6 separate regions of the Homo sapiens genome follow, and all the other regions are linked to region 3. The links are chromatin loops, found by intact Hi-C in ENCODE. Cell type or tissue: GM12878. All regions are shown on one strand.

Evidence for each region. A loop is a pair of places that touch in the nucleus more often than their neighbours do. Peaks named below come from ENCODE experiments on the same cell type or tissue, not always from the same donor. Only the 100,000 strongest peaks of a DNase experiment are listed, where the experiment ranks them.
Region 1: a loop joins it to region 3, with 2.6 times the contacts of the local background. A loop is called at or near these places in 3 of 110 quality-filtered maps.
Region 2: a loop joins it to region 3, with 12 times the contacts of the local background. A loop is called at or near these places in 5 of 110 quality-filtered maps.
Region 4: a loop joins it to region 3, with 4 times the contacts of the local background. A loop is called at or near these places in 6 of 110 quality-filtered maps.
Region 5: a loop joins it to region 3, with 2.5 times the contacts of the local background. A loop is called at or near these places in 3 of 110 quality-filtered maps.
Region 6: it touches region 3 in a loop (3-fold over the local background); 4 of 110 quality-filtered maps call a loop at or near these places.

What each region holds. Positions count from the first base shown.
Region 1 is chrX:78,753,387-78,757,386 of GRCh38, reverse strand. LPAR4 (lysophosphatidic acid receptor 4) reads right to left here. Exons shown (of 5, transcript NM_001278000.3): 5 at 1-2,596. The coding sequence starts at 2,517. The coding sequence ends at 1,405. Among named protein-coding and RNA genes, the nearest start is that of LPAR4, 7.7 kb to the right of the region's middle. In GM12878, a CTCF peak has its summit at 2,187; a DNase peak (open chromatin) is centred at 2,276.
Region 2 is chrX:78,103,111-78,107,110 of GRCh38, reverse strand. PGK1 (phosphoglycerate kinase 1) reads right to left here and starts at 2,863. Exons shown (of 11, transcript NM_000291.4): 1 at 2,706-2,863. The coding sequence starts at 2,770. RefSeq lists an enhancer at 447-536 and a silencer at 2,917-2,976. In GM12878, no CTCF peak of the experiment used is centred here; DNase peaks (open chromatin) are centred at 2,066 and 3,060; H3K4me3 peaks cover 2,852 bases; H3K27ac peaks cover 2,860 bases.
Region 3 is chrX:78,948,487-78,952,486 of GRCh38, reverse strand. P2RY10 (P2Y receptor family member 10) reads right to left here. Exons shown (of 4, transcript NM_014499.4): 3 at 152-294. Among named protein-coding and RNA genes, the nearest start is that of P2RY10, 5.1 kb to the right of the region's middle. In GM12878, a CTCF peak has its summit at 1,845 (motif pointing right); no DNase peak of the experiment used is centred here; H3K4me3 peaks cover 3,776 bases; H3K27ac peaks cover 2,898 bases.
Region 4 is chrX:78,553,338-78,557,337 of GRCh38, reverse strand. It overlaps the pseudogene UBE2V1P7. Among named protein-coding and RNA genes, the nearest start is that of RTL3, 100 kb to the left of the region's middle. In GM12878, a CTCF peak has its summit at 1,762 (motif pointing left); a DNase peak (open chromatin) is centred at 1,740.
Region 5 is chrX:78,657,773-78,661,772 of GRCh38, reverse strand. It overlaps RTL3 (retrotransposon Gag like 3), which reads left to right and starts at 2,445. Exons shown (of 2, transcript NM_152694.3): 1 at 2,445-2,512; 2 at 3,125-4,000. The coding sequence starts at 3,353. The region is part of intron 1 of LOC107985670 (a long non-coding RNA gene); the gene reads right to left. In GM12878, no CTCF peak of the experiment used is centred here; a DNase peak (open chromatin) is centred at 2,266.
Region 6 is chrX:78,319,968-78,323,967 of GRCh38, reverse strand. All of the region lies in intron 1 of CYSLTR1 (cysteinyl leukotriene receptor 1), which reads left to right. Among named protein-coding and RNA genes, the nearest start is that of CYSLTR1, 5.6 kb to the left of the region's middle. RefSeq lists an enhancer at 904-993. In GM12878, no CTCF peak of the experiment used is centred here; a DNase peak (open chromatin) is centred at 1,969; H3K4me3 peaks cover 543 bases; H3K27ac peaks cover 776 bases.

The DNA.
Region 1 (4,000 bases), 200 kb after region 3:
ATGCTCAGAAAATGCAAGTTCTAAATTTTGTTTGTGCTTGTTTTGTTTGTTTTATCGCAGTTTGATTTTTGACCTTTTTTTCCCACAACTTGTTCCTAACCAGGAGACGAATTTAGCCACTTGGTAGCTGCGTTGTGCTTCAAAATGTTATGCAAATGACATAGTATTTTTACATTTACAGAACCTCAACAAATAGTAATGAAAGTGTTACAAATTATTGTTGAGGTTTTTTTATTTTTATTTTTCTTGGGGTTCTCTGGTTTTTTTGTTTTGGTTTGGTTTAGTTTATGTGTTGTTTTTTTTTTTTATTTGCTTCCAATCCAGGGGCACAAATTCAGCAGCTCCTGGCTATATTAGGCTCCAAAATTCGATAAGAAAGAATAAGTATTTTCAGGTTATATATCTCTACTCCTCCCTCCAAAAAGGATTAATTCAGGTTTTAATAAATGTTTTTGCTTTATAGTTTGATTTTTTTGTATTACTTTATTTTTTTTTTCAATTTGCTCCTGACCTGGGCACAAATGCAGCCCCTTTCTGGCTGTGCTGTGCTCCAAAGTATAACAGGGAGGATAAATATTTTATAGAACCTAGTTTCCCAAAATGAAGATAACGTGACATTTTAAGAAAAAATATGTTGGTGTTGCTCAAGTTTTTTTATTGACACTTTCCTGTTTTAAGTAATTTTCCAGCTTTTACCTGCCAGACACGTATTTAGCAGCTTTCTGGCTTTGAAGTTTGACATGAAAATTTTAATTTGGTGTAAAAACAACGAAGTTTTTTAAACTCACACTGCTGGTGATTATAATTGTGTAAATCCTGTTAATTTTCTTTTTCTTCCCACCCACGTACATGCCAACGCAATTTGTTTTCTGTTTTCAAAATGCACATAACATATTTTACCAATGTTAAAAATTTGACACATTTCTTATTAATAATGTTAGGCTAAAAATATTCTTGTGCTAAAATAAACTCAATGACAGTTCAAAAAAATAAAATAAAACTAGCATATATCAGTAGTAACACAATTTTTTAAAAATCCCTGAATTTGTTCTATATTTATAGGCCCAACCTAATTACCAAATATCATTGGAATAGAAATACCTTTTTGAAAGTTTCAAAGTCATCTCTATATTATCAAATGCCACTAGCCACCTGGATAATGCGATACAATGAAATTCCAACCAAGCAGAAGAGTTTGGCAATCCATCTTGGTTGTTGTAATTAGATTTGACCTATAATTACTGAACAAAACAGCAATAAAAACTCTACAGTATACCTTCAAACAAATGTATCTGACTGGATTTGGTGCATTATTCTCAGTATCATTAGCTTCAAATCTTTAGTTTATAGCATAGGAAAAATTATAGGAGAAACCATATCTGGACCTGAACACATTTCTCATACCTAAAAGGTGGATTCTAGCATTAATTCACCACCATTATTTGTTGTTTGATCACTCACTTCCTCTTGAATAGCTGGAAGGGAAGGCTTTGTGGTCAAAGGTGTTTCAGTCTTAAACAGGGACTCCATTCTGATGTGGGCATTGATGTAGAAGGACTTCTGAAAGGATTCAAGGGTGAAGTAATAGATGAAAGGGTCAAAACAACAGTTCAGAGTTGCAAGGCACAAGGTGATTGGGTACATGATCTTTGCAAATCTTTCCAAAAAGCAATTAGTAATAGCTTGGGAGCGCACCAGGGCATACAAGAAGAGGACAGAGTTGTAGGGTACAAAGCATACCACAAAGACTGCCATATGTACTGTGATCATTTTCAGTACTTTTTTCTTATTGGTCCCAATTTGAGACAGAGTAGCAGGCTTGCGAAGAGTTCTCAGCACCACAGAAGAGCAAGAGACATTCAATATTAGAGGAATGATAAACCCAACAACTTCAATAAATATTGTGATCTTGGATAAATAAGTCTTCCAGACACGTTTGGAGAAGCCTTCAAAGCAGGTGGTGGTTGCATTGTTGACATTAGTGGTGGAAAACAAAGAGGCTGAAATACCGCCACTGAGGACTAGGATCCAGACACCAGCACACACAATGGCAGAATTCCTCCTAGTCCTAATAGTACGAGATCGAAAAGGATAGACAATGGCCAGGAAACGATCCACACTAATACAGGTGAGAAAGAGCATGCTCCCATAGATGTTGGTAAGGAATGCAGTTCCAGAGATCTTGCAGAGGGTGTCACCAAAAGGCCAGTGGCGGTTGAAGTTGTAAAATATTTTAAAAGGTAGTGTACAGACAAAAAGCAAATCAGAGACAGCTAGATTGGTGATAAAAATAGCAGTCTCACTTCTCATTTTCATGCGGAAACAGAAGACAAACAGAGAGACACTGTTGGTTATCAGACCCAAGATGAATACAACACTGTAGACAGCACCATTGAGATTATACTTGAAGGAATCATCAACAATGCAAGTATTATTGGCAGTAGCATTGCCCAACCTGGGTCTGAGGCTTGAATTTGAATCTTGGAATTGGAAGTCAATGAATCTTCTGTCACCCATGGACTTTTTTTTCAGGAGGCCTGCTGGCTGCAGGGGTTCACCACTCTGACACTATGGACCGGTAGGAAATATTTTCCTCCTATGAGAGACAAGATGGAACAAATAATCAAATTTGCCTTCCATCCATGATTTCTGTGTAATAAGATATTCTGTCCACCCAGATTGGAAGAAAACATGCACATTCCATTTGGTTTGACAAGTATTTTTTGAACATCTATTATATATTTAAAGGTACTACAAGAGTATGTTGCAGGAGCAGGAAAGCTCACACTCAATACAATAAGTGCAATACTATAGCATTGCAAATGTAACTAAGGTGTAGGTCACTCAAGAGTCCAAAAATATAAAATGATAGTTAAAACAGCATTTATGGGACTGCAAAACCTCTAACATTAAAGTCAGGCTTTATTCACTATGATCGGCTTGAACTTATCTTCTACAATAAGTACTGCCAGTATAATTATTTTATTTGGAAAATGCTTTTATAATGGAAGGCTTTTCCCTTCTGCCCAGAGTCCCTCCAGTCTGCCCACTAGTGATCCTTTTACACAGCATGATTCTAGCTCACTGGCTATATATTATTTTGTGAGTCTCAAGTTGATACATTTCAAATAGATCTCCCCAGTTTTCCATTCAGATTTTTTATGATTTCAATCATTTTATTTTTTATTTGCATTATGTTTAACTGACAAATCATAATTGAACTACATTTATGTAAGTACGAGGCGATGTTTTAATATATGTATACTACATGAGGTGATTATGTCAAGCTAATTAACACATCCATCCCCTCACTTCAGTTTTATGTTTCCAGGAACATATATATTACACCCACAGCAAGCAGCCTGCAAATGCCTGGCACTTCTGCTCTGCTGCTCTGAGTAATCAAACTTTGTGGGAGAGAAAGGACAGACAAGAAAACATTACATTCTCAATCCTGAAGAGAGGGCATGGGAAAACTGCCACTGTGGCCCTATTCATAGCTCCCATTGCTTGAACACACAACCACCTTTGCCGTCTAGAAGTGAGGGTGTGGCGCTGGGACTTAACACAGCATTAGAAGCAAGGAGTTCTATTTCTGACTCAGACACTGGTTCACTCTGTAACTTGGCTATACTCTCTCTCTTCCTTGTATAAACTTTACCTCTAAGCCTCACAGCTAAAGCTAGGAAGATTCAATAGGGCTTGTGAATTGCTTTATGAGCTTGCTAGTATTCGGCCCTACCTAACTACAGAGAAACATTATGTAAGTTTGTTTCTTCCTCCCTTCCTGAAACAACTGTAACTTTATATTTCTGTCTTTTTTGGTATACTGAAGTTCACATTAGGAACACATCCTTCTAGTGTCATGTATACCTTGTGCCTCAGAAAGCTCCCCTTGAGTTTCAGCCTTAACTACACAATTTACTCAAACAGGACAATCCAGGAGTGTGCCCTCAAGGTAATATTTCCCATACAGGTATGATTAAAAAACCAGAAAGAC
Region 2 (4,000 bases), 850 kb after region 3:
AATAAGAATATCAAGTCTCTATCACCTGAAATCTCAGGTCCCAGGTCCAGTTCCATTAAAAACTCTCAAAGGAACCATGTCCATCAATGCTTCACTGCCCCAGATGGAAAACTGGGATATTGTGGGTGTCTTAGTGACTTTTTCTCTGCTCTCAATTTTTTCCTGTTTCTCTTCCCACTACATCAAAGCAGTTTCTTTACAAGTTACAAGTTGGAGAAAACCAGTAAGGTTTAAAAAAAAAGGCAGGAGCAAGCAAAAAGGAAGTGCTTTACAAGCAGGCAAAGGATGACTGGCAACCTATGAGAGAAAGAAAGGAAATTACCACAAAAATAAGCAGAAGTGTATTCAAAGAGGCTGTAAAGTCAACTGCGGAGTCCTAAAAAACTAAGATGGAACCTGGTAATTAACAAGTCAGAGGTTTCTGGCTATCCCATGTTACCTCAACAAATCAATTTCCCTTGGCAATCCAAACCAGTGGACCAGAAGAGTCAGCAAATACCATAGTTCACTTCTGCAGGACAAAGACGACAAATGAGGCAGCCACTACTCAGGAAGCCCCATTCCGGAAACACCGCCAGCAACCACCACGTTGAAACAAAAAGGAATTGAGCTGACACCACATGGCTGCCTAAGCACCTCCAAAAAAGTAGGCCTACAATGTGACTCTCTGTTCAAAAGAAATACATTAATAATCAGGGAACCATGTAACTTCCTGTCCTCAGCCTAAATAAGTAGAAGGTATCCAGGTTACGGGAGAAAGTTCTATTTCAACGTATCCTTGGTCATTGTCTCGAATATTCAGAGGATCTAGTTGATAGCCAAGGAGACCTAAATTCTACTCCTAGCTCTGCCACCAACTTGGTAGTTCAGTAACCCTGAACAGGTCATTTTCCATCAGCAAAACAGGACTAGCCAATCATTTCAAGGCTTTGGGTTAGCGTGTGCTAAATGAAACTTTATTAGGTCCAGAGGGAGAAAAGTTAAGCAGCTCCTCCAATCCCGCCCCCAGCTAGCTTCCTCAAGCCAGTTTCCCTAGAGAGAGAGGAAATAAAGCCCAAGACTGCAATTACAGGAAGGTTATCAGCATAATGTCCCACTCCTTGTCTGTTAGTTGGTCCATGCATCTGGAAGAATCAGCGTCGAACACAGGGGAGATGCAAGGAACTAATTAAAACCTAAAAGCTAGTTGCATGCCAATGTCCACCTGTCCTGTTTTTTACAGGGTCTATCCCCTTTTTTTAGGATTGTATGAGGGCCAGAAAGGGCACTCCTCTAGTACTAACATGGCTGTGACTCCTACTTTGTCCAGATTACAAAGGCCTATGTCATTTGGGGAAATGTGGAAACCAGGTATTTTTCATGGACATAAATTATTGGGTTCTTCTATCTCCACAGCAGGGCAGCGGTTACCTGCAAAAATATTGACCAAAGTGAAATTAGAGAGAAGAGGAGAGCTACATGTCCTTTTAGGGTACCCATACAGTTCCCTAACTCAAACGTGTCCTCATATGTTTAAAGTTAGAGTAAAGGGAGATCTCCTACTGACTTACGTGTCTGTTAATATCCAACACAAGCCCTCATTTGAACCAGCCCAAATTGGAAAAGGGGCTAGATTACACCAGCCAAATAAATACCTACCCATCAATCAACCACTTCCCAAAAAGGTCAAGGTTGCAAAATGCTATCAACAGAAACCTTTATGACCCCTCAAAAACACCACTCTTGGATCCTGTTAAGGTATATGAACAGTCAAGTCCATCAGTTACATACCGACTCATCCTCCTGCACCTTGCTCCTGGTATGCACAAATATATCACACGTGACAAAAAGGATAAATGTAAAAGCTGCCCACTCTACCAACAATTCTGGCAGATAAGAGAGAAACCGTGTTGGCAAGTGACTAGAGATCCACATGCGCAGAGTAAGAGACCCAAAGTGCACGAGGAAACTTCCCCCAATTTTAAAATTCTACTTTTCTAGCCACACGTGGGGATGAGATTGGAGGCCAGCAAGTATGAGCAGCCACACCCTGCTCTACCATTACCTAGTATGTCACAATCCTGATGCAAATCCTGTGCCCAAGAGTCCAACGATACCGCGCTGCAGGGCAGCAGACGCCTGTTACGTAAGCTCTGCAGGGCCTCCTCCAGTTCGCCCCGCCCTACCCTCCCACCCCAATTCTTTAGTGGCGGGGGGCGGGGGGGTCTACTCCTGAAGTTAAATCAACATCCTCTTGGAAAAATATCCTTTTGTGCAGGAACCTGTGAGATGTGGGCCGTTTCTCATTTGGCTGCGACGGTCTAGGAGCGTGGGGGAAGGGAAAGTAAAATGACCTTTCAAGGTCCCTTCCTTGAAGCCTAGAGATTTGCAGGATAAGCATTAAGTCCCATCTCGCCGACTGGGAGCTGGAGGCAACGGAACTGCATTTCACCAATAGGAAAAAGGACAAAATGGGTCCCAGCGGCAATCTCAGCCCTTCCTCAGTGGGATCCATCCCCGAAGGGTGACTTCGGGTGCTTTCTGGGCTGGGGAAAATGCGGCTAGAAACCACCAAACCCGTGAGCAGCCTCGCCCTCCAAGCCTAGGACCCCTGGGGCCCAGCCAAAAGCTAAAAGAACTTAGAGCAGACGAGAGAACAAGTCGGCTCCGGCCAAAGAGGTTTGCGACAGAGCACAGAGAGCACGCGGGCAAACGTGCAGAATTACCTCATAACGACCCGCTTCCCTTTAACGTCCAGCTTGTCCAGCGTCAGCTTGTTAGAAAGCGACATTTTGGAAATACAGCTGGGGAGAGAGGTCGGTGATTCGGTCAACGAGGGAGCCGACTGCCGACGTGCGCTCCGGAGGCTTGCAGAATGCGGAACACCGCGCGGGCAGGAACAGGGCCCACACTACCGCCCCACACCCCGCCTCCCGCACCGCCCCTTCCCGGCCGCTGCTCTCGGCGCGCCCTGCTGAGCAGCCGCTATTGGCCACAGCCCATCGCGGTCGGCGCGCTGCCATTGCTCCCTGGCGCTGTCCGTCTGCGAGGGTACTAGTGAGACGTGCGGCTTCCGTTTGTCACGTCCGGCACGCCGCGAACCGCAAGGAACCTTCCCGACTTAGGGGCGGAGCAGGAAGCGTCGCCGGGGGGCCCACAAGGGTAGCGGCGAAGATCCGGGTGACGCTGCGAACGGACGTGAAGAATGTGCGAGACCCAGGGTCGGCGCCGCTGCGTTTCCCGGAACCACGCCCAGAGCAGCCGCGTCCCTGCGCAAACCCAGGGCTGCCTTGGAAAAGGCGCAACCCCAACCCCGTGGAATTCGAGGCTGCCCTACCAGGATCAATGCAAATGCCACCTCCTTTTGGAAAATCCTGGTTTCCTAGCTCCCTTCATGGAATTCTGCTTCTTAAGGCTTACTTAGTAATAGAGACCTCTCAGAAGTTGGAAGAGGCCCAGGTCCACTCTGGCCCCCACCTTTTTTAAAATAAAAAATGCAATGTAATTTTTCTGGTTATGGCATGATTGATGCTAATGGCAAACACGTGGCATTTTTCATATATTAACCAACGCTCACAAAACGCAGTAGTGACTACTGTTATCCTCATTAGGCAAATGAAATAACTGATGCACAGAGAAGTTTAGTGGGCCAGGCGCGGTGGCTCACGCCTTTAATCCCGGCACTTTGGGAGGCCAAGGCCGGCAGATTGCTTGAGCCCAGTGGTTCGAGACCAGCCTGAGCAACATAGCAAAACCCCATCTCTACTAAAAATACAAAAAATTAGCTAGACGTGGTGGCGGGCACCTGTAGTCCTGTTACCCGTGGAGGGTGTCCAAGTTCTTAGCGTCTTGAACTAAGAACTGGACGAAATGCACAAAGCAAAGAAAGAATGAAGCAATAAAAGCAGAGATGTATTGAAAACGAAAGTGTAACCGCCCAATGGGTTCACCTTGTCCGCTGCCTAGACAGAGCTGATTTATGAAGACGGGAATTGCAATGGCGAAAGAATAATTCACGCTG
Region 3 (4,000 bases):
CCATTCTTTAATGCACTTCAAGGTGGCATACATGTCCCCACAACCTCACTTCAGTCAGTACTTCTGTGGCTTTGAATTACCCAGAAAGAGGTGAGAATAGAATTCCCAGTGCCTCCAATGCCAGCCTTACAGAAGTAATTACTCTTGGTACCTCTAGTTTGAAGTGCTCTGTCCAGGGTACATGCTTCCTATTCCAAAGGTCAGGACCATTAAAAGAGATGCCTTTTCACTTGAAAGAAGGGTATGTTGGTGAGTGCCAAATCCTGAAGGGAATGACCAGCATAGAGTTTTAACCTAATAAGAAAAGCAGAAAAATCAGCCACCATCTCTGAAATAACAGGATTCACTTACAAAGTGTGTCTCTAAATACTATACAGCCATAAAAAGAATGAGATCATTTCCTTTGCAGGGACATGGATGGAGTTGGAAGCCATTATCCTTAGCAATCTAATGCAGGAATGGAAAACCAAACACCACATGTTCTCACTTATAAGTGGGAGCTGAATGATGGGAACACATGGACACATGGTGAGAAACAAGAAACATTGGAGTCTGTTGGGAGCTGTTGGGTGAGAGAGAGCATCAGGAAGAATAGCTAATGGATGCTGGGCTTAATAACTAGGTGATGGGATGATCTTTGCAGCAAACGACCATGACACACATTTACCTATGTCACAACCCTGCACATCCTGCACATGTACCCCTAAACTTAAAATAAAAGTTGAAGAAAATATGGGCAAAAAAACAAAAATCAAAGTATGGCTCTAAAGATGTTCCTGATAATAAAAATGGCACGCACAAAGTTATGACTAAAACTCCATCATATTCCTTTTTTACCTGGAGCCCAACTCAGAGGTCAATATTTTACTTCTGTCTCAATATCGCATCTCAACTCCCATTTTTTCCTTACATCGGGCAACCCTACTCTCACTCCCCTCTTCTTCGAACACCTACTGAATTTATAGGCTGCACTGTGAGAAGGTAAGACTACAGAGCATAGGCACATATTAGCAGAGCATTAGGCATTTTTACTTGTAAAGTCTCTCCCATGAAACACTCTCCTAAACAACAGCCATAATCTTTCTCCTTTCTGCTACTGAAGAAAATGTGGTCAAAGCAAGAATAATAAGGTTTTAGTCTAAGAAATCTGAACACCTAAGAGCTTTAAAGAAGGCAATCCAGCTTTCGTTTTGAAATCCAACAGGAATCCCTTAAACTTAATTAGGAATTTGATCACTGAAAACTTTATTTTGTGGAAACAACTAAATGTTTTCTCAGAATACAAAGGTATGGAAGGTCTTTAAATATGATTCATTGGAGCTGAGCCCAAAATCTTACTAGATACTAATACCATCTACCCAAAAGCAGCTGCTCTTCCCAACCAACTAGCTCAACGTTGTGGTTTTCACAAAGTTACAGCCAAACTGAGCTTATATTATTATGGCATCAGAATTTATATTAGTTTCCTAAGTCCCAGTGAGGAAATTTCCACATCCTGTCAGTAACTAGCTAAGTGCTATTCACGTTACCTCTAATCTTTGTAAGAATTCTGAGTTAATTACTATTATACTCCTTTACAGATTAGAAAATGGAGTCTCAGCAGGAGTAAGTGACTTTCTGCAGTCAGAGTTATGATTTCAGCTTTAATAAGGCTTTTCATAAGCCCAGAAAGCTAAAGTTATTTTTAGCTGAATAACTTATTATATGGACAGAAACATATTTTAAAGTGGTATTTCTGTGGATAAGACTGTTCCTCAGAGATAAAAAAGCTATTGTTTTCGGTTCTAGTTCTAGCAGTTTTATGCATATGCACTATGCATATATGGCAAATTGCTGCCCACCAGGTGTCAGGATAGGATTATATCAAAACCAACGTTCTTTATGGAATTGTGCTTATGAATTCAAATTATAACAAATCTGTAGATAGAAGTAATGGAACAATTTCTTTACAACAGGAGTGATCTGAATAGGACAAGACTTGCTGTAGGATACAGAAGACTCAAAAGCAGTATAATATATAGAAAGGTGTACTGGATTTGTAGCTAAGATACTTGGATTTCAGTAATTTTATATACTCTTTGTGCTGCTCTGATACGCTCTTTCCCTTCTGTGAGTTTCATTTCCTCATTATTAAAATAATATGATTTGAACTAGATGACCTTTAACTCCCTTCTAGCTCTCATTTGGTATGATTTCATGAGAATTCCCCCTCTGAACCCTGCTCCTAACTAATATCATCACCATTGACACTGCCACCATTTATGCAGCTGGTACCAACTCCATAAATCTTCACTCTCAATCTTCCCTGTCTTTTCACCACTCATCAGTAAGTCACTGGCACCACTAAGTAAACATGTTTATCAAATTTACTTCTCCATTTTATTTGATGCTGAAGCCTGTCTGTGGGCTTGTCATCCTGGGAGGGGAAGAAAAAATTAAACAGAGAAAACAAGTTGCTGATGGGGGCCCCTCCCACTCTCTAGAGGATAACTTTTACATGTCATCTGGGAACTTAACTTGCTTTGCCTCATCTTACCTTTTTCTTTTATTTTTTAACCACTAAATTTCACATGAATTATCCAAGCCAATCTGATCTCCATGACCCCGGTGTTCTTCATTCAGCCGCTTACAACCAGAACCAAAGAGTAGCAGCTAGAATTGGAAACTCTGCTGTTTCCTGAATAAATCTACATCAACTCCAAATAAGCCTGGTTGACATGAGATACACACAAATTTGGACACATTCTGCAAGTACAGACATTTTCTTCTGTTAGAGGAAGTGAAAATTATTTTTATCCTTAAAATGAATTAAAGCAATTAGACCATTAACAAAACAACAACTTAAAGTTTGAATTTGAACTTTCATGCAGGAATATGTATTGGACTTTCAATCATTTAGGAAGGCGGCCTAATTAGATATCATTTTTGCAGCTGTGGCAGCATTTTATGGGTGGAAATAATCATGTTCTTTGGAAGACCTGGTATCATATCATGTCTCAATTGTCGGTTCTCTGGCCTGAAACAATTCACTTCATATCACCAGGCTTCAGTTTCCTCTTTTGTAAAATTAGAATGGTTCCTGCCACATAATTTGTTTTGAGCATTAAAGAAAAATGTGTCTGAAAATAATAATCCGAGTAAACAGACAACCCACAGAATGAGAGAAAATATTTGCAGACTATGCATCTGACAAAGGACTAGAAACTAGAATCTACAAGGAACTCAAACAAGTCAGCAATAGAAAGAGAAATAATCCCATTATAGAGTGGGCAAAGGACATAAATAGAGATTCCTCAAAAGAAGATATACAAATGGCCAACAAACACGAAAAAATGCTCCACATCACTAATCGTCAGAGAAATGCAAATTAAAACCAGAATAAAATAGCACGTTACTGCAAGAATGGCTATTATTAAAAAGTGAAAAAAAAATAGATGCTGGTAGATATGTGGATAAAAGAGAAAGCTTCTACACTGCTGGTAGAAATGTAAATTAGTACAACTTCTATAGAAAACAGTATGGAGATTCCTTAAAGAGCTACAAGTAAATCTACCATTTGATACAGCAATCCTACTAATCACAATTGCAAAGATGTGGAATGAATCTATGTGCCAATTGACTAACGAGTGGATAAAGTAAATGTGGTGTATATACACTATGTAATACTCCTCAGCCATAAAAAGGATCGCAATAATGTATTTTTGCAGTAACTTGGATGGAGGTGGAGTCCACTATTCTAAGTAAAGTAACACAGGAGTGAAAAATAAAAAAAATAGATGTTCTCACTTATAAGTGACAGATAAGCTATGATTATGCAAAGGTATACAGAGTGATATAATGGAATCTAGAGACTCAGAAGAGGGTGGGTGAGACAGGCTAGGCATAAAAATATTACACATTAGGTACAACGTGCACTACTGAGGTGGTGGGTGCACTAAAAATCTCAGAATTTACTGCTATATAATTTACCCATGCAACAGAAAAAAACACTTGTAGTTCA
Region 4 (4,000 bases), 400 kb after region 3:
GTTAAATTTGATTCATAAAACTTATGAATATATGTGTTTGAAGTTTTTGTTTCAGTCATAAATATACATTTTATTTTTATGAAAATTATAAGTTTTAACTGTATTTAATCATAGACACATTTCATGTTTTTTAAATATCTATAATTATTATGGATTAATAATAATTATACATATTTAGGTGTACATGTCAATATAAGCACATGATGTTTAATGATCCATCTAAGTTTTCATCAATGAATAAATGAATAAAAAAGTGGTACAGATACAAAATGGAATATTATTTAGTCATATAAAAGAATGAAAGTCTTTCATTTGCCAAATATGGATGAACTGGAAGATATTATGTTAAATAAAATAAGCTACACGCAGAAAAACATATATTACATATTCTTATTTACATATTTAAGCCAAAATACATACATTTAAAAAATGCAAATAAAACATTTCCAGACTCTCTAAAATTGTTTTTATGAAAAAAAAAATTCTTCAGAAGATATCTTAAATCAGTGACTTTACAGGTTCCCTTTTCTAGACTATTTGCCATAGGGAAATAGTCCAAAAGAAATGTCTACAAAAATTAAATGTATGAAAGTCTAATAATGTAGGAATTTCAGAAGGTAGAACTTTTCAAAAAATGTCAAAAGCTCTGAAGGTAGTGTAGTTTGCAGATAATTTGAAAAAAAACTATCATTTTAAATATTATAATTTTATACCTAAAAAATGAAAAAGGTAGCACTGCTTTGCAACATAAATACAAAAATAAAGCCTGGCAAAATCTTCCTGACTAGTGGGGGATATGAAAAACATACAGCATAATTCGGGAGGTGAAGAGAAAAGTCCCTTTTGGCAAAAAATCTATATCAGAATTCTGATGGGTGCATGACATTTGTACTCTTATCAACAAGAGGCATGGGATGTTTAAGTGAGGAAAACACTATTTTACAGCGTATAGACAAAGTCTGTAATAAGGACAAAGCAGTAAGATTATATAAAGACTTTATATCTCTTTCCTCTAATATCAACTGTTTTTTTTTTAACCTAAGCTGAAGGGGCTATATGAGGTTTGGCAATAGTTTCTTCCACTAAGGCAGAGGTTCTTAATCCAAGTAATAACTTCAGAATACAATGAGCCATGTGAAATTGTATGCAAAATTTCACATAGATGCATGTACATTTTTCTGGGATGAGAATCCACAGCTTTTATCAAATTCACAAGTGGATCTGTATTCCTTCACTCAAAACATAAAAGGCGTAAGAACCACAGAACTGAGGGATCCTTTCTCCAATAAAGATTCATAGAATTCCAGAGCATGTGATATGCAACTACAAAAGTGAAATTGTCATTTGGAAGAAGGTAAAATTTTCTTAATTAAAAAGCACTAAATGATAAGGTTCCAAGAGCCTGTTGGTTTCCGCAATTGCAAAATGTCATCCTCCAAATTAACATTAGGTTTCTGTAGGAGGCAGCCATTGGTAAAGCCGTATTTAGAAAGCAAGTTTCCATGATGAAAGTTAGGACTCAGAAAAGATGGACTTGGTGTTTCAAGAGCTCACCAAGTAAATTTTCTAGAAAGAAAGAAAGAAAGAGAGAGAGAGAGAGAAAGGAAGGAAGGAAGGAAGGAAGGAAGGAAGGAAGGAAGGAAGGAAGGAAGGAAATATTTTACCCACATAATTTTCTGAAAGTGAACAATTTTTTTAAATTATTCAATTGTGACCCAACTTTTAATTTCTGATGCACATTACAATATCACCATCTTGTGGAATATAGTAAAAATGCATGATTTTAGGTGGCTGCTCAGTCAGTGTTTCTCAGTGTGGTCAATGAACCCCTGAGGGTACCTGAGACATATTCAGGGGGTTCATGAGGTCAAAATTATTTTCATAATAATATGAAGATGTCGTTTGTCTTTTCCACTATGTTGACATCTGCATTGATGGCTCAAAAGCAATAGTAGGTAAAACTTCACGCACCTTAGCATAAATCATGGCAGTAATTCCAAATCATAAATCAAATTCCAAGTCATCGTGTTTTTCACTGCAATGCATTTGAAGAAAAAAAAATCCAGTTGCACTTAAGAATGATTTTCATGAAGTAGTAAAAAAAAGTTTTAATTTGGGAGACAAGCTTGTAGGACTCACTAAACACGAATTTGCTTTATTGTAAATTGTGTTTATAAAAAAATTCCTTAGAGAACTACGGAGTCTATGCTAGTAGACATTTATGAACATAACAGATAAGAAGCTTGTGCTTTAATCTTCACTCTTTCCATTAGAATCCATTGTGTTTTCTCATTTCTAAAATGGGGATACTCCTAGAAGTTGTTGCACTGTGTAGTCATAATAATTAAAGGCTGGATATAATGGCTTAGTAAGTACCAACTCTTCTAGTGTCTTTATGTTTCACCATGTGCCAAGAGTTTATTACAATATTTTACCTTGCCAGAAACTCTATAAAGTTGATATTATTTTCTCCCATTTAAGATGGGAAACTGAGACCAAAGAAAGTTTCAAGTCTCTTGCCTAAAGTCACACAGAAAAGTGAGTGGTAGAGGAGGACTTGAATTCAGGCAATTTTACTCCAGAAAAATAAAAGTCCCTTACAATTTCTGATTATTGGAAGAAATTAAAGAAGGTCATAAAGTAGTAGGAGTTGGCACAGTTAGCTGGGGGTCTAAAAATGATGAAGAGATAACACAAGATGGACAGAAGTTATAGTTGGGTCTCTACAAACAATTTATGAAAATTCGATATGCAACCTTAAAACAGGATGTAGACCTAAATATACAGAAACACCCAACCCTTTGTAATATTTTAACAAAAAATCATATGAATGAAATTAATAGTTCTAATTAAGTGGTGGACCTAAGAGCTGTATTAGTGCCAGCAAAATAACAGAACTAATATAGCATTGGAGTTGTCATGCAACAGCCTTGGCACGAGTGCTATCATTCTTTGGTCCTCCTGAAAGTTGAAAAGCAGAGTGCCTTGGGCATCCCAAAAAACTGTTGCCATGAAATTTACTTTAAGAAAAATGTAAGAGTGTCATCTTTTTTTATTCTATTTTTTTATTTCAATAGGTTCTTGGAGAACAGGTGGTGTTTGATTACGTGGATAAGTTCTTTACTAATGATATCCGAGATTTTGGTGCACTCATCACCCGAGCAGTATACACTATACCCAATGTGCAGTCTTTTATCTCTCACCCCCCTCCCACCCTTCCCAATGAGTCCGCAAGGTCCATCAAATCATAATTATGCCTTTGTGTCCTCGTAGCTAGCTTAGCTCCCACTTATAAGTGAGAACATATGGTGTTTGATTTTCCATTCCTGATTTACTTCATTTAGAATAATGATCTTCAACTCCATCCAGGTTGCTGCAAATGCCATTATTTTACTCCTTTTTATGGCTGAATAGTATTCCATGGTACACACACCATGGAATACCACTCAGTCATTTTATATATATATAAAATATATACACACACACAACCAAATATGCATATGTATACACCATAAATATACTATATATATATACACACCATATATACACTATATATACACACCATATATATACACACATATATATTCACACACATATATATGTGTGTGTATATATATATATGTACACACAACATTTTCTTTATCCACTTGTTAATTGATGGGCATTTGGGCCAGCTCCATATTTTTGCAATTGCAAATTGTGCTGCTATAAATATGCACGTGCAAATGTCTTTTTCATATAATGACTTCCTTTCCTCTGGGCAGATATCCAGTGATGGGATTGCTGGATCAAATGTTAGTTCTACTTTTAGTTTTTTAAGGAATCTCCATATTGTTTTCCACAATGGTTGTATTAATTTACATTCTGACTGGCAGTGTAAAAGTGTTCCCTTTTCACTACATCCACAAGAACATCTATTGTGTTTTGATTTTTTAATTATGGCCATCCTTGCAGGAGGAAGGTGGTATTGCATTGTGGTTTTGATTTGCATTTCCCTGAT
Region 5 (4,000 bases), 290 kb after region 3:
TGATTACTTTCTTATTCTTACTTTCCTGTTCTCACTTAACTAATTCAGGATGCTGAAACCACTTTAGGCGTTTTGACAAAAGTCTGTGTAGCTGCCTTTTCCACCCAGAAAAGAATAATTCTCTATGTTTAGGCAGTTTGAACTTGTACTTAAGGACGGTGAATTCGGTCTTTGCTGTTTAGTGTAGGGGGCTGGGGAAGGAAAGGTTTCTGTGTTTATACACTGAATAAATATTCCTGTAGGCAAGACACTTTTCAGTGCTTTAGTCCATGAACTTTTTAAACATCTATCTTGGCTGCTTCACAATTCCAGTTTTAATCTTCTAATCTTCCTGCTCAGGTGCCTCCAGTCCTGATTCTAGAGTACTATCTGGAAACTAAACCATCTATATCCCAGCAAGGAAGAATAGATAAAAGTTCCCAAGTGGTGAAAAACCAATGCTGTAAAATCGATGCACTGTAGATTTCTCGGTATGAGACCCCTTTCTCAGCCTCTACACAACTCTAGCATGTTTACCTATTCAGTTTCCCAATTCACAGGTGATTAAAAAGAATAAATTAAAATGAGATTACTGCTGCTACAGCTTATTATTATTATTATTATTATTATTATTAACCTTTATTGGGTGTTATTAGCTGCCAGACACTGTGCTAATCCTTTTTTCACACATTATTTCACTGAATTTTTGACAACCCTATAAAGTCAAATAATATTAATAACTTCATTTTACAGTTTCATAAACTAAAGTTTAGATTCTAACTATCAGAAGGATGAAGTAATTTGCCAAATTTGTATAGGGTAAGTATAGACAGGCATATAGGTATAACATGAAGGGCTATGTTACAACTTGATTGCAAAAGAGTATAAAAATATAAAGGAAAAGAAAATACAAGAAGTCGCAAAACATAGCAATTTGGAAGTTTTTAATTTGAAGACAGACCACTTTATACCTCTCAGTAGCTTTCAGAGGGCAACACTGTGTTACAACAGGGTAAACTAGCTGGTTTGTGTAAGTATGAATCCAAACCATTAAAACTGGATTAAATTATATGCAAAATCATTTCTTAAGAATGGACAAAGAGGTATAACATATGCTATAAATATTTCTCTGATTTTTTTAAATTGAAATACTCTTTATTAAATTTCAACTTGATGTCCAGTATTGAACCTTCAAACTCATTGTTACAGAAATTGCTAAACATTAGGAAAGAGTTTCAATTAATAGTTGTTCCCTAACTAAGCCCGTTACAAATTCAGGTGTTGGAAGTTCTCTTTTCTTTCTGGATAAAATAAATGTTAACTGTGTGTTTTGGCTTCTTGGAGGGCAGGAAGGCTTCAGTTATCTGAAAACTTCACATAAATAGATCACATCATCCCTGATGATGGTGGTATTTTTATATGTGTGGTGTTTCTAGAAAAATAAAACTTTGAAAGGTAAGGAAAGAATAAACTCGATTTGCAAAAGATTTTGTTTTTACTTTCAAAGCTTCTGCATTCGGATTCAGGTAGCCCAGTCTGTCAATTTGCTATGTTTTGGGCCTATTCCATCACTAGGGTTTATCCCATTATGCTGACTAATGCAGAACTGACCATTTGTGAAGGAGACATGGGACTGTGGTTGACATGATGTGTGATTTGAAATGGCCAAATGCAAACCTCAACCCCACTCCTTACTTGGATAAAAATAGTTGCCCCTAAGCCTTGCCTAAAATGGCCACATAGCCCATACCCAAGGCATAACTGTGATCTGGCATGAGAAGAGAAAGTGAGATTCTGAGCAGGGTTACTTCCCAAGAGGCCAGTCTTTAGTGAATGTCCTGAGTGCTACCTGGAGCACCTGATCAGTTCAGGGAAGCATGAGATCTTTGGTCCAGGACATTCAGAAAGAGCCAGGGACTCTGTAAGACTGCTATAAGTACCCACCAACACAATTGGTCTCCCTGACATTTGTACCCTTTTATACCTTTTCTAGATCTGTCTGTGGCAAATTTTCCAAGAAAACATTGCAAGGAAAAACCCTAGGGACTGAATAGGTAGTAAGCAAGGGAAGGGGCTGAGGGTTTGCAGGCTGTTCCCTGAGTGAGAAGTAAACAAATGGCCCAATTTGGACAGAGTAAGAATAGGTTAGATGAGACAGACATAAAAAATCACATCCCAAACCACTGTGGTCATTCAAAAATGTTTGCAACTTTTCACAAGGGCAGTGGTATTACTCACAATTTCCTGGCCAAATATTCATTAAAGTAACCAAGGACTGAGTACATGAAGCTGCTTCACATCAGCACAGCATCCTACTTTCCTTGCAGCTCTGAACTGTGAGGTACTGTCAAAAAACTCTTCCACACTTTAAAAAGCTATGTTACAGAGGAAAGTTGGAATGTGTTCTGGGAGTGGGTGTGTTTGCTTGAGTTCAGTGTGTGCAGAAAAGGCAAGCCTCCACAGCCATTTACACATTTCCCTCCTCAGCAATGGGTACACAGACAGCCAAGCTCCTGGACTAAGTCTCTGAATGGTAACGTACATTTATAAAGATTATTTTCTTAACTATTTTGAGGTATTTTATAAATAATATGCATGTGTCTTCTGAGGGCATATATATATATATATATATATATTTAGTCGACTTTTGCTTGTTTTCTCCTGAGGCTGGTCTTGTGTGGTTACTTATGTGGTATGATTTCTGAGGTGTCAGAAAGAGCTCCCTCCTACTTCCTACCACCCTAGTCACCCAAAAATATCTCTTGGGCTGGCCCACCGCAGAGCCTAAAATTCCCACATTGCTCAAACATTTGATTTAGTCACTGAAAGCAGCTGTTAAAATCCAAATGTTACATTGGGATATTAGGCAGATATTCAAGATTAAAGACTATATAAAACAGAAAATAATATTAAAAAGTTGCTTTTGATATAATGTTAAGTTTCAAAGGATAAATGCAAAATGACATGTGCAGTTTGGGACAGATGCTGTTCTTAAAATGTCGTGGAGTCAGATCCAGCATATATACCCCAGCTCATGAACATAAGCCTATGGTAAAAGAAACCCAGCATTGTTGGGCAGATTTTGTTTTATGTTGAATGTGTGCTTTCCACAGTTTCTGATCCTCAGCTCCCACTCTCTTCGCAGTGTATCTGACACTTCCCCTTACTGAGCTCCGGAGGCTCCTTCTTGCCGAGCTCCGGAGGCTCCCAGTGACCTCTTGATAATCAGCCTTGGCGGGGCCCAAATACCACCCCTTGGAAAACTCACTGAGCCTGACATCTGCCTGTAAGCAGCTTTCAGGAAGGATCTCACAAACACCCACCCAATCTCTCTTGGTAGCAAATTGTCAAATCATACCCATTTCCTCAAAAGATGGTGGAGGACTTAGCAGCCTCCTATATTGTTCTGAAATTGGAGAATGAAATTCGGCAGGCTCAAGTGCAGTGGCTGATGGAAGAAAATGCTGCTCTCCAGGCCCAGATCCCAGAGCTTCAGAAGTCCCAAGCAGCCAAGGAGTATGATCTACTCCGAAAGTCCTCAGAGGCCAAGGAGCCCCAGAAGCTCCCAGAGCACATGAATCCCCCAGCAGCCTGGGAGGCCCAAAAGACCCCAGAGTTCAAGGAACCCCAGAAGCCACCAGAGCCACAGGATCTTCTACCCTGGGAACCCCCAGCAGCCTGGGAACTCCAGGAGGCCCCAGCAGCCCCAGAGTCCCTGGCGCCTCCAGCAACCCGGGAGTCCCAGAAACCTCCAATGGCCCATGAGATCCCAACAGTCTTGGAGGGCCAGGGGCCTGCAAACACCCAGGATGCCACAATAGCCCAAGAGCCCAAGAATTCAGAACCCCAGGATCCCCCAAATATTGAGAAGCCCCAGGAGGCACCAGAATACCAGGAAACTGCAGCACAGCTAGAGTTCCTTGAGCTTCCACCTCCCCAGGAGCCTCTGGAGCCTTCAAATGCCCAGGAATTCCTAGAACTCTCAGCAGCCCAGGAGTCCCTGGAGGGTCTAATAGTTGTG
Region 6 (4,000 bases), 630 kb after region 3:
CCTTATAGAAATAGAGGAAAAGAGAGAGAAGAGTAAACATAAGCCCTTGGACATTTAACACATAGTTGATTTTCCTTTTGATGAATAAAATGTCATTATCTTGCTTAGAGTGCTTTCAGAATCAATACAACCCAGACATTTGAGCTCCTACATATGTGGAACTGATAGAAAAGAAACAGGAGTTCAGATCTAGACTTGAGGTCCTTGAGCTAAAGAAAAAATAGGAGACATTTGGGCATTCTTTTATTTTTCATCAATCCCTTTTCCCTAAAAGGGAAAGAAAAATCCAGTTTTGAATAGCATTTCAAGATGTCTAAAGTATATGACTTCTTAAGATTTCTCATAAATTTCAGATTAACAGTGTTTGTTTCTACAAAGGGTTGTCTTTGTGTTGTCATGGATTCACCAAGCTAAGTAGAATTGAGCTAATAATAACAACACTCAAACATCTCAGATGTGTCTTACATACTTATTCCAAAGTTCCTAGGAAATACTCAGGCCTCAGAAGGTAATAAGGCTTCTTTTCATTCCAAATTGGTTACCATTTGTGTTTGATCTGAATTTGAATTCTTACTTAAGACAAAGGGCCTTAAATAAAAAGCAATCTCCTAGAGAACAACTCTTTTGCAAGAGCCAGACATCTAAATGCCAAGATGATAGAAGCAGGCCTCAGAGTTAGCTGTAAGCAATGACCTCAGAACATCAGAGGATTCCAAGCTGCTGGTAATTAGGTAGAGAGTTATAGAGGTATTCCTGGAAAAAGGCCCTCTACTTAGTGCTTTACAAAAAGTTCAAAAGTATGTGTGTAGGTTGCAACACATTTCTATCACCCAAACTAGGGGTGAAAGTATCCTCCACTATACACTGTCACCCACACTCATGCACTCCTCAAGATCTCTATTGCCTTTTGTTAACTTTCATTTCCCTTAAGTTCTGGTCTTATGCATCCTTTTAATCTGATTACACAGGATAAAGCATTTTTGGCACAGTACAATGGAAGGGGACACACTGTCATTAGTTCTGAATGCCACAGTCCAAGGTCCTTTTTGGTTTGACAGTGTCATGTGCTTAGATTCCAACTGTCTGACAACAGAATGGCCTGAATTGATGGGTTTGACGTTCTCCTCTTAAGGAGAATAAGAGACTACAGAAGAAACACCTGAGAGCTGTCAGCAACGAAGTATCAGTTCCCCCATAGTTTTTAATACCAATGAGAATACATATCCTTGGAAATGTATTCCCAAAAAGCATATCCCTGTGAGCAGCACATCCCTGGAAATATGAAGTAAGAAAGCTACTTATTGTAATGATAGGGCTAAAGTGATCACAGACGGAAGGATCATTCTGCCCTCCTCCCCCAAATCTTTTACTACGATGGAAGAAAGTCACTGGGATCATTAGCATAGCCTGATGGTTTGTAGATTAAATCTCCATAGAGGATGAGTAGCTTTACTGTAGTCAATCAATAAACAATCACTCAATAAACATCAAATACACATTTTCCTATGTGCAAAGAGAGATATGATTGTGGGGTGGTGTGGTCAAAGTAGGTGAGCCTTATATGAATAAGAAAGAGAATAATAAAAATTTACATTTTAAAGAGCTTTGTAATTTACAAAACATTCATATTTGTTGACTCTCCTATTCATTCAGATATTGATTCAACAAACATTAATGAGTGTCTACTGTATCAAAAGATTAATACAGCATTGTCCCTAACCTCCCTGAGCTCAGAATTACAGGATGGCACAACCAACTTTTTTTCATTTGACAATAATAGGCTACATGGAGAGGAGGAAAGAGGGCACTGGGGAGTTGGTCAAATAAAAACAGGGCTCCACTGAGCTGCACCCTCTTTAAATATGTTTTCTGCATCCTGCCACTGCTCAGCAGCAGAAGAGGAAGTATCGGTTTTAGGAGCCCTGAGTCCCAGCCTCCCCACTTCCTCTTCTGCTTTGGCCCTGCCTTCATCACCCCACTCCTGTTGGCACTCCTCCAACACATACAGACTCTCCAGTGCATGCTAGCATTTACTAGAAAGGTAAAGGAAATCTTGGCAGGCGTATAACTTAATAGAATCATGAAAGTACATCCAGATACTGATTTAATCTTTTTGTCTCTGCTATTGGTTCAATCCAAAAACACCCATCAGTCTCATTCGGACCCTATAATCAAACACATCCTTGAGTCTTTGCATTTCCATTAGTCTCTGAAATATGGCACTTTTGAACTCTCCTCCAGCCCCACCAGACCACTTATGCCTTTTTTTTTTTTTTTGAGACAGGGTTTCACTCTTGTTGCCCAAGCTGGAGTGCAATGGTAAAATCTCGGCTCACCACAGCCTCCGCCTCCCGGGTTCAAGCAGTTCTCCTGCCTCAGCCTCCTGAGTAGCTGGGATTACAGGCATGTGCCACCACGCCCAGCTAATTTTGTATTTTTAGGAGAGATGGTGTTTCTCCATGTTGGTCACGCTGGTCTCAAACTCCCGACCTCAGGTGATTCACTCACCTTGGTCTCCCAAAGCGCTGGGATTACAGGCATGAGCCACCGCTATGCCGTCTTTGTTTTAAGATCTTTGCCTCCCTTTCTGCCCAAATGTGTAGATTCAATCTGCTCCACCCCCTTTCCTTTCTTCTCTGGTGATTTGTAAAATGCCCATCCATGAGTCATGGTCCCCTGCACTCTGTGAATTTTCAGGCTTCTTTTAAATAGATTCTACCCTACTAGATATATCCACATTTTACTATCACTTTACACCATTATTTAGATTCTTGCATAACAGCACCTGCACTTACACACACACACACACACACACACACACACACACACACGTGCTCCTTCCTCTGATCCTAGACATCCACCCTGGGAAATTAGATGCTCTATTACTCAAAAGCTCTTAAGACCACAAAGTTACTCTTCAAAGTTGCCCAATTAGGAGAGGAAAAGAGCAAAAAATGAAGAAAGCAACTCACTGCTACTAATGAGCTATGAGCTTACTGTCTAAATGGGTGTGACAGACATGTAAGCAAAAAGAGTAATTACAGCAATAACAGAAAAACAGAGAGCCAAATCATGAGTGAACTCCCATTCACAATTGCTTCAAAGAGAATAAAATACCTAGGAATCCAACTTACAAGGGATGTGAAGGACCTCTTCAAGGAGAACTACAAACCGCTGCTCAATGAAATAAAAGAGGATACAAACAAATGGAAGAACATTCCATGCTCATGGGTAGGAAGAATCAAGATCGTGAAAATGGCCATACTGCCCAAGGTAATTTATAGATTCAATGCCATCCCCATGAAGCTACCAATGACTTTCTTCACAGAATTGGAAACAACTACTTTAAAGTTCATATGGAACCAAAAAAGAGCCCGCATTGCCAAGTCAATCCTAAGCCAAAAGGAGAAAGCTGGAGGCATCACGCTACCCAACTTCAAACTATACTACAAGGCTATAGTAACCAAAACAACATGGTACTGGTAGCAAAACAGAGATATAGACCAATGGAACAGAACAGAGCCCTCAGAAATAATGCCACATATCTACAACTATCTGATCTTTCACAAACCTGACAAAAAACAAGCAATGGGGAAAGGATTCCCTATTTAATAAATGGTGCTGGGAAAACTGGCTAGCCATATGCAGAAAGCTGAAACTGGATCCCTTCCTTACACCTTATACAAAAATTAATTCAAGATGGATTAAAGACTTAAATATTAGACCTAAAACCATAAAAACCCTAGAAGAAAACATAGGCAATACCATTCAGGACATAGGCATGGGCAAGTACTTCATGTCTAAAACACCAAAAGCAATGGCAACAAAAGCCGAAATTGACAAATGGGATCTAATTAAACTAAAGAGCTTCTGCACAGCAAAAGAAACTACCATCAGAGTGAATAGGCAACCTATAGAATGGGAGAAAATTTTTGCAATCTACTCATCTGACAAAGGGCCAATATCCAGAATCTACAATGAACTCAAACAAATGTACAAG